Regions from separate parts of the Mus musculus genome. Here region 2 is linked to region 1. Evidence: chromatin contacts called from ENCODE Hi-C data. All regions are on one chromosome and are shown on one strand. The core of a region is the stretch at or near the end of the contact, and the rest is flanking DNA. Distances in the headings are between cores, read along the strand shown. Region 1 overlaps Crtc1 (CREB regulated transcription coactivator 1). Region 2 overlaps Ell (elongation factor RNA polymerase II).

Region 1 (4,542 bases), core at 528-3,027:
ACCAGGCAATAAGGACTGGCTTGCTACAATCTCCAACAATGGGAAGAGAGGGCTCTAGCGTGGCAAGGAAGATGGGGACAAGAACTGTAACCTCTCATCCAATCCACTCCTGTGGAGAGGGTTTGTGTGCCCCTATTCTAAGACTTTGAAATACCTGATCTCTAGATTCTTCCCCTCTCTGCCGTGGATGGGAGTCAGGACCCATACGAGCCATTGAGGACTGAAGGCAGGACCCTATGCTCAGCAGGGCGTGGGGACCAGCACTCAGGCTCTCATGTGCTCACCCCAGCCACCCACCGTCTCCTTCTCTGCTCCCTTGCAAGTCTAAAGGAAGATGCCTGAGCCAGAGCCAGGATATGTTTTTCTCACGTGCCCTACATGCCTGACGGACCCACCCGAGCACAATCCAGTAACCTAGAGCACCCGAGGTTTAAGTGTGGCAGTGATGAGGGATTGGCAGGGGCAGCCTGGTGCAACTACGGACAGTGTGCGAGGGGCTCGGGCCAGTCCCTCCTCACCCTGGCAGCCCCAACCCTGCTTCCCATCTCTCTAGATGTTCTGGACATTTCTCGGCCCCACAGCTATACAAGATGTGGCCTTTCAAGTCTGGCTTCTGTCATGTCCTGTGTGTTTGGGGTCCATCTGGCTCACTGCATGCCCCAGGAGGAGCACACAGCGTCACTGTTTATCTATTTCTCAGATGACTGACACTAGGCATGCTTTTCTATCTTTTGGCGGTTGGGAATAATCTGTGAACCTAAGTATGCAAGTGTGCGCTGGAGCCCCTGCCTACAGATCCTAGCGTACACCTGGAGGAGTGGGAGCTGACTCGCTGCACACCAGGGGGGGAGCTGTGGCGCTGCCTGGCAGTTCTGGGCTCCCTGGCTGTGGCGTCTTCCCCGGCAGCTGCATGTGTCAAACTCCCACAAGCTCGAAGCTTCCAGCCTCACCTCCTCCCCAACACTTGTTCCTTTTTGGGTCTCTTTGTTTTCGCAGTGCTGGGGGTGAAGCCTAAGACTAGAAGCACACTAGACAAGTGCTCTGCCCTGACAGGATCTCAGACTCTAAGCTTCCTGCCCTGCATCTGAACATTGGGGCTACAAGTGTGCACCAACCACTAAGCTCAACTTTTATTTTTATGATTTCATTTAAATTGTCTTAATTGTGTGCACGAACCACACCTGTTTGCAGGAGTGCACAGGGCCAGAAGTGTCGGATTCCGAGGTCCCTAAAGACATGCTGGGAGCCAAGCTCAGGTCTGTGCAGAGCAGCGGGTACTTCTATTGCCTGATTGATCATGTTTTTTTAGATAGTCTCATATAACCCAGACTGGCTCTAAGCCCCTGCTGCAGCCTCCAGTGCTGGGATGACAGGCATGCACTACTACCCAGTTGATCTTCATACTTTTGATTCTGAAAGAGCCAAAGGTTCCAACTCTTATATTTGGGGTTTTTTTTCCAATTAAAAAATTATTTTATTTTTGAGACAGGGTCTTACTATGTAGCTCTGGCTATTCTAGAACTCAATATGTAGACCAGGCTGGCTTTGAACTCAGAGATCCACCTGTCTCTGTCCCTGAGTACAGGGAATAATAAGCCACCATGTTTGTATCATTTGGGTTCTTATCTCTGCTCTGCTGTGTCACCAGGATGACCTGGTACACTGAGGGCACTCTGCCCTCAGAAGGGAACAATGCCCAGGTTGATAGAATACATGGAGGAGGACACAGGCATGCAGATTCCAGGCTGAGTCAGCACAGCCCCCGTGGGCCTCTGGCCTCCCCCATCTCTCCAGCCCACTATAAACACAGACTCCGTACACAAGCACGGCGGAGCCTCGGAATGCTTTAATCAGGCTCTGTAGCCGCTGCCAAATTTCCAGACCCGGGAATGAGCGGGTCTGTGGCGGGCGGCGCCGGCTGTTTCTCCAGACGGTGGTGGAGGTTGGACACAGGCACTTGGACCCAGAGCTATGACGGGTCCCTTGGGGTCTGTGCAGAACAGCTGTTTTTGTGGGGCCCTCATTCCTCCATAGGGTACCCCAGCCCTTCCAATTGGCCAAGTTCCAATTCCTGAGTGGGGTCTCACAAAGGGAAGAGACATTTCTGAGTCTTTGGTTTCCAGTAAGGGAAACTGAGGCACCAAGGGGCCACAGGTCAGAAAGGAGTCTCTGTTAAAGCCAGCTTGTCCCATGAGTCAATGGGAGGTGTCTTGGGCATTGGGCACACACCTTTAATCCCAGCACTCTGGAGGCAGAGGCAGGCAACTCTCTGTGAGTTTGAGGCCGGACTGCTCTACAGAGCAAGTTCTAGGACAGCTAGGGCTATACAGAGAAACCCTGTTTCAAGAAACAAAAACCAAACCAATCTAAACAAAAAAACCTAGCTGTGCTGGAGACTGGAGCTGGAGCTCAGTAGGTGGAATGCTTGTAGCTAAGTCACAGGATACTCATCAAGTACGCACAAAGCCCTGGATTCTGTTCCTAGCACTACATACAGCAGGTATGGTGGCACGAGCCTGAATCTCAGGAGATGAAGGCAGATGATCAGGGATTTGAGGTCATCCTTGGTTTCACACAGTGAGTCAGCCTGGGTTACATGAGAGACCCTGTCTCAAAAACAATGAAAATGTGGAAAGCCTAGAATACCCACATACCTCAAGTCCTCAGGGAAGCAGCACCAACAGCCTGCTAAGACCAGGCAGAGCCCAGAGGTGTCAGGTCTTCCTGCGGGAGTGCACAGCACTGGGCCCTTCTGTGCTGAGCTGAGGGCTTGACCAGCTGCCGCCCACTCCTGGCTGGGCTGGGCCCTGCCAGGCTGGTTAAGTATGGGACACTTACTGGGTTTAAGCTCTGTGCTTGAGTCACGCCCCATGTAAGTAGGGACCTACGATGGGAGGCAGCAGGAGGCTGTGGGGCAGGTGACCGACCACACAGGGTCTAGTTACATAGCCTAGGGTGAACAGGCTTGGGGACTGTTCACCCCCTCACTTCACTAAACAAATTTGTGCCCTACCAAGAAACTCACACCTACCTAAACCTCTAAAGGTAGCTGCATTAAAAACTGGGGTCTCTGCCGAGTCAGCTAAAGGTCTGAAACATGAGGGCTGGACCTAAGGAGAGGGATGTGGCCAGAAGCCAAGGGATGATAAGATGGTCAAAGCCACAGCAAAGGCAGATAGAGAATGGAGCCCTGTGCTGCACACCACACATCTGTGACCTAATCTCGTTATGCTGTGGGTTCAGCAAAGGCCCAGAGCGTGACAGGGGAGGCAGACAGTCGCAGGAAAGAGGCTGAGGACCCTGGGAGATGCGCAAGGAAGATGGCTGGGCAGTGGCGAGCAAGAGCAGCAAGAGCTGGCCAGGCTAGCTCCACGGGTAGCCAACATGGAGGGGCCAGGAGGGTGTGCTAGACCTAGACCATGACAGTGCCAGGAGCTGTGAGGGCCTGGAGGGCTGTGGAGTCAGGGAGCTGCCATGGCTGGACCCTAAGGAACTGAGGCTCTCTGCCTACAGACTGGCCTGCTATGTGCTGTGGACAACCGTGAACGTCTGCATGCCTTAGTGCTAGGATGACAGGCATGACGCTACACTTACCCCCTCCCCTGTGTGTGTGTGTGTGTGTACGTGCGCATGTGCATGAGTGTGCTTCTGTGTGGAGGACAGATGTCAGCCTCGAGTTTAATTCCTCAAGAGACATCTACCTCGTTTTCGGGAAAAAGCATTTCTCACAAGCATGGAAGCAAGGTCTCATGTAGCCCATGCTGACCTTGAATTCATAATTCTCCTGCCTCCACTTCCTGAGTGCTGGGGTGACAGGTGTTTATTACTATGCCAGACAGCAGGTTTTTTTTCTTTTGTTTCCTTTTGGGGTACTGGCATGGACCATAGGAGGATATGGGCAGTGGGGCTGAGAGGAAGCTGGGTAGCCTCTCTGAAGATGCAGACTTTTCTAGAAGGTCTCTGTGGAGGTCGCTGGGACATAGGAAGGCCCAGCCATGGCCAGACTGAGCAGAAAGAGGCAGTTGGGCATCAGCTGAGGATGGGACAACAGACTTGTCCAGGAAAAATTATGGGCAAGTCTTCAGAGCTGAGCCTCCTCCCTGATGGGCTCCAACTCTAGAACTCATTGCAGAGGGGAGCAGAGCAGAGCTGCTGGCGGCCCAAACGAGCATTTCTGTGTGGACGCAGGCTGGCCGGGTGTGGAAAGGTCGGCCTGGGTGGCTCCTCTAGCACTGCCTGCCGAGTTAGTTGTGAGGTAGTTTGTGCCCACAGTAGCCACAGAGCCACACAGCTTCCTGCGTCCCCTCCCGGATCTTTATCTATTGTTTCTACATTTGTTTACTTGTTTAATGGAGCTGGCATGGGAGGTCAGAGGAGAACACGGTGGAGTCACCTGTGACCCTGGGGACAGTGCTCAGGTTGGCAGGTTTGGTGGCAGGAGCCTCTGCTGGCTGCACCATCTGGTCAGGCCCCTATCCCGTCCCCCTTTTAAGACGGGGTCTGTCACTGGTCTAGAGGTTCCTGGTTAGAGTAAGTGTACGG
Region 2 (4,535 bases), core at 1,335-3,834, 140 kb after region 1:
GTTTCACCTTCCTCTCTCTGTGCCTTCAGGACCTCCATGTAACATGCAGCCTGGGTCCATGTTACCTGACTCTCACACTTTAATTCTGGAACCTTGGTCTGAGTCTTTATGACCCTGCCACTGCTGCATCCTGCATGCCTGTGAAGTTAGCACATAGAGCCAGTGTGGGTTCTGCTGCCATCTCAAAGTGTTGTCACAGCCCTGAGCTGTGGCTGCAGCAGCTCTGTTTGCTCAGCTGAACCTGAAGGACATATACCCAGGTGGTCATGTTACAGTAGAGCATCTTTGCATTTGGCTGTCTCTTCAGATTCTCAAAGGAATGTTTTCCAAAGGGTCTTGGTCTCTCACCTTGAGTCTGAGGAGTGGAGCCTGCCTGCAAGACATTTTCCTGTTATGTTAGAACCAGGTCCATGTCAGATTCCCATTGAGCTCTGAGCAATTACAGCCCCTCTGTGCTTTGCACAGCCACCTTGTCCACTTTCAATTTGCTCTTTACCTCCCCACAGTGTACATTGTCCACATCTTCCTGGTCTATTCTCTGCTTGTAGTCTGACTAAGAGCAGTGGATAGGGATCATTCCAAAGCCTGGTGCTCTGCTCTCTTGAAATTTCCTCTGCTAGTTTATTGTGTTTAGCTTATTTTCTGAGATTGGGTCTCACTGTACAGTTCTGGTTGGCATGGAGCTCGATATGTAGATCAGGCTAGCTTCAAACACAGAAAAATCCACTTACCTCTGCCTTGAGTGCTGGGATAAAGGCTGCTCTGCTGTGCCTGGCTTATTCTGTTAGTTTTAGGTACACTCTCCCTGAAGGCTGGGCACAGCCAGATTCATTGCTGGAGCCCACCATGAACATGCTGTACAGAGCCTTGTGGAAGTGCAGAACCTGCTCACTTGCTGCTGCCAGTCTGCCCCATGTGCTAAGGCTTCTCATAGCATCCCCACCCTGCCTCAGTCCCTGCCCAGCTTACTCTTCTGCCACTATGGCAGGACACAGGACAGGGACTCATGTGCTGCTTTTGTCCCTTGAATCTTATGGCTAAAGCGGTTTGATGTGTGGTAGCAGGAACTGTGGCTGGACATACTCCGACAACAGATAAAAACATCTCAGACTGCCAGTGGGGCCAGGAACAGGAAAGCCTGCCCACATTTTTCCCCTTCCCCAGCTAGGCCCCACCCTTTGGTGATGCCACCTTTAACACAGCACCACCTGCAGGGACAGAGTGTTCAAACACTGAACTTGTGGGAACTATTCATGTCCAAACAAACAAGCTCGTATGTGCATTGTTTGTGTGAGGTCTGGTGAGTTCTGAGCCTTTGGTACAGCACCGTGCACAGTTCTTCCACTCTCCCATGCCTACCCTCTGTTCCTTCTCAGTCCCCATGCCCTGAGGCAGCTGATTGCTTTTGAAACAGGCTCACCTAGCCCAGTCCTGAAGTCTGTTTTGTGGAAGATGCCTTGAACTCACATCTCTACCTCCTCTGGAGTGCTGGGATGACAGTTTTGCGTTTCCACCTGTGGCATGTCCCTTTTGTTATTTAATGTTTATTTAATTTGATGTATGTGTGCCTGAGTCTATGTCCACACCATGTGCCTGGTGCCTTCAGAGCTCAGAAGGGGCATTGGATCTCCCAGAACTGGGGCCATAGATGGTTATAAGCATCATGTATGTACTGGGAATGGAACCCGGGTCTTCTGCAAGAGCAGTAAGTGTTCCTAACTGTTGGACCTCTCCAGCCTCTTGTTTCGTTTTTTTTTTTTTTTTTAAGTTTTATTTGTTATGTATAAAGTGTTCTGCCTGCAGGCCAGAAGAGGGCACCAGATATCATCACAAATGGTTGTGAGCCACCATTGCTGGGAATTGAACTCAGGACCTCGGAAGAGCAGCCAGTGTTCTTAACCTCTGAGCCATATCTCCAGCCTTTGTTTGGGTATTTTTGAGACAGGGTCCTTCTTTGTAGCCTAGGGTGGCCTTTCCCCTTCAAGGTACTGAGGATGCTGGGTCTGTACCATTAGGGTCCATCTATCCCATTATATGATAAAACAGTTCATTCATGTGCTCCATCAACCCCGGAAACACATGTACCCACATGATTTGAAAAACCATGGACATCTTTGTTTTTCCACTTTTAACACGTGCCTTTAATCCCAGCAATCATCAGGTTTGGAGCTCACCTGGTCTTGAGTTCCAGGTCAGTCAGCATTGCACAGTGAACCTCTGTCTCAGAACAGAGCAGAGAAGAGCCCCTTCTGGAGTGGTTGGCTCTGTCCCTCAGAGGCAATCGATCCTGTTCTCCAGGCACACACTCCTGTCTGTACTTTTTTGGCCACAGGAGTGCTGGGATTCCAGATGTACATCGCTGTGTCTGTGTTTTCATCCATGTTCCTAGGAGCCACCTTCCTGGTCTGGCCAGTGCTTTTACTCCATTCTGCTTGAGGCATTGTTGGAGATAGCATATAGCCAGGCTGGCCTCTGATGTACAGAGGCCTTGCCTTAAGTTTCCCATACCCTGCCTCTGCCTCCTGAGTGTGAGGAGTAGGTGTGTGCCATTGCCTTCTTTCTGTGACCTCCACTCCCCTGAGGCTGTGTAGAGGAGTGAACTTTTGGGACCTCAAGGTAGCATCTTAAGGAGACTTCACCTGTGGCAGTGGTGATGCCACATTTGCACAGTGGTGCTGAGAGTTCCATTGTGTCCTAGCTGGCACTTAGTAGTGTCAATAGCTTTGGCCATTGTCTCACAGTTTTGCCATGACGTCTCACCATCATGGGCATAGACTTGTTGTCATAGACTACAGTGAGAGTCAACTCCTGCCATCTGGCTCCTGGGTTGCCCTCATGGCCAAGGGCAAGGAGTGTTCAGCAAAGCTGCTTCCTGCCCTTGAACTTAAGCCAGGAAGAAGGCTGTTGCCAAAGGAAGGAGGAAGTGTGTCTGGCTGCTGTAGGCCTGATCTTTGTAGATCCTACTACTCTGGGCCCTCTGGAGGGCGCTTCTGCCCTGCTGAGCTGCCTGAGCCTCAGCTCTCTTGAGTGTGATGCACATGGAACATTGATGAGGACTGCCTCTCTCCACAAGACACACTGGTGAGTCCTGTGACATCTAAGTATCTGCCTGTGGGACAGGTTCCAGGTTCTTTGGGACCATTCTGGAACTCGTGTTCCTATAAGGCCTTTCCTCCCTGGCTGGCGCTGTGTACGTTGAAATCCTCCTCGTAGCCAGAATGGCCGAGAAGCATCCAGTTATAGGCAGTTGATAAGCTGGTATTGAATTCAGGAGCTTGTGGCCACACCCCTCTCTAGAGACCCCCCCAAGTGTCTCTGACTCGTGCACCAGAGACCAGCCTTTGTCTAGGATTGGGAAAGCAAGTAGGTGTGTCTGTGCACAGATTATCTCTCTATGTGTGTGCATGTGCACCCATGTGTGGAGTGTGGGTGGGTAGGAGGGCCATGTGTGTTCTGATGCAGCTTTGTGCCTGGAGTTCTTAAAACACTCTAGAGACAGGAAGAGCTATTCTTGGAGAACCAGCCAGCAAGTCACAGGACCCAACTGTGCCTGGTGGCTAGGGGTCAGAGGACTCCAGAGCTGTATGTGTGGTCAGTGTCATTGTGTACCTCCTTTCAACCCATGCTAGGCTGTCAGCTCAGGAGTTAGCACTGTTAGATGGGCTTTTCTAACACTTGTGCCCACTGTGCCTGCTGACCATGAGATACCACCTTGTTAGGACAAGGCTGTCAGCATACCAGGAGTCAGCCAGGTAGACAGCTGCAAGAGCAATATACAGTGGGAACACTGGCTTCATAGCTCTGTGTAAGCCTCACAGAGGGCTCAAGACCAAGCTGGTCACTGTCTGAGCATTAGAGCTGTGATGATAGATGCCCTAGTGAGATTTCCTTCTGAAGACTCCTGCAAAGCTGTTGGAGGAGGCTAGAGCTTGTTGGAGGGACCTTGAGATCTGAGGTTGTGGAGACATAAGCCACAGGGAGTCTTGGGCTTGCAGGCTGACAGGCATGCATTCCCTCGATCTTCTCAGGATTCTCCTGACCTGATAGAACTGTTGAGAAACTTCCCAAAAGTGACTTTTTTGCAAGGTCAGTTCTACTGCAGAGTCCCAGAGCAGAGCCCAGCTGCTTCCCTTCATACTTTTCACCCTGAAGATAAGCCCGTTTTTGTCTGAAGACAGATGATAAATGGATCCAAAGAAAAACTTGAGGAGTCCAGCCTGCAGTCCTTCCTGCCATCCCCTTAGCTTTGCAAGTGCTGTCGACACAGGGACATATGCCACAGCTCCAGTAGGCGGGTATACCAGAGAACTTACCTCTCTTTTTGTTAAAGTTGGGCCTGCTTGTCCTAGCTGGCTTTGGGTGAGAATACAGCCTGCCTTGTGAGGACTGGAGATTACAGTCTACCCTGAGTGTCTGTGCTCACTCTCTGATCAGATCCTGACAGTATAACAGTGTGTATCTCTACACTCAGGCTTTTTCATGAGCCCTAAGTTCCATGACTGGGCTTCTGTGCTGCAGGGCAGGGCCCAGGCTGC

Evidence for each region. Hi-C counts contacts between places; a loop is a spot of excess contacts on that map.
Region 2: a map of T-helper 17 cell shows a loop between it and region 1 (1.9-fold over the local background). The contact joins two enhancer-like sites. A Hi-C loop is called at or near these places in 1 of 37 maps with a recorded cell type or tissue (T-helper 17 cell).

Annotation. Positions count from the first base shown.
Region 1 is chr8:70,417,279-70,421,820 of GRCm38, forward strand. The region is part of intron 1 of Crtc1 (CREB regulated transcription coactivator 1); the gene reads right to left. Among named protein-coding and RNA genes, the nearest start is that of Crtc1, 20 kb to the right of the region's middle. Within about 2 kb of position 1,778, at least 1 of the 3 ENCODE cell types and tissues checked has a DNase peak (open chromatin) inside an H3K27ac peak, as active enhancers do.
Region 2 is chr8:70,557,359-70,561,893 of GRCm38, forward strand. All of the region lies in intron 1 of Ell (elongation factor RNA polymerase II), which reads left to right. Among named protein-coding and RNA genes, the nearest start is that of Ell, 20 kb to the left of the region's middle. Within about 2 kb of position 2,585, at least 1 of the 3 ENCODE cell types and tissues checked has a DNase peak (open chromatin) inside an H3K27ac peak, as active enhancers do.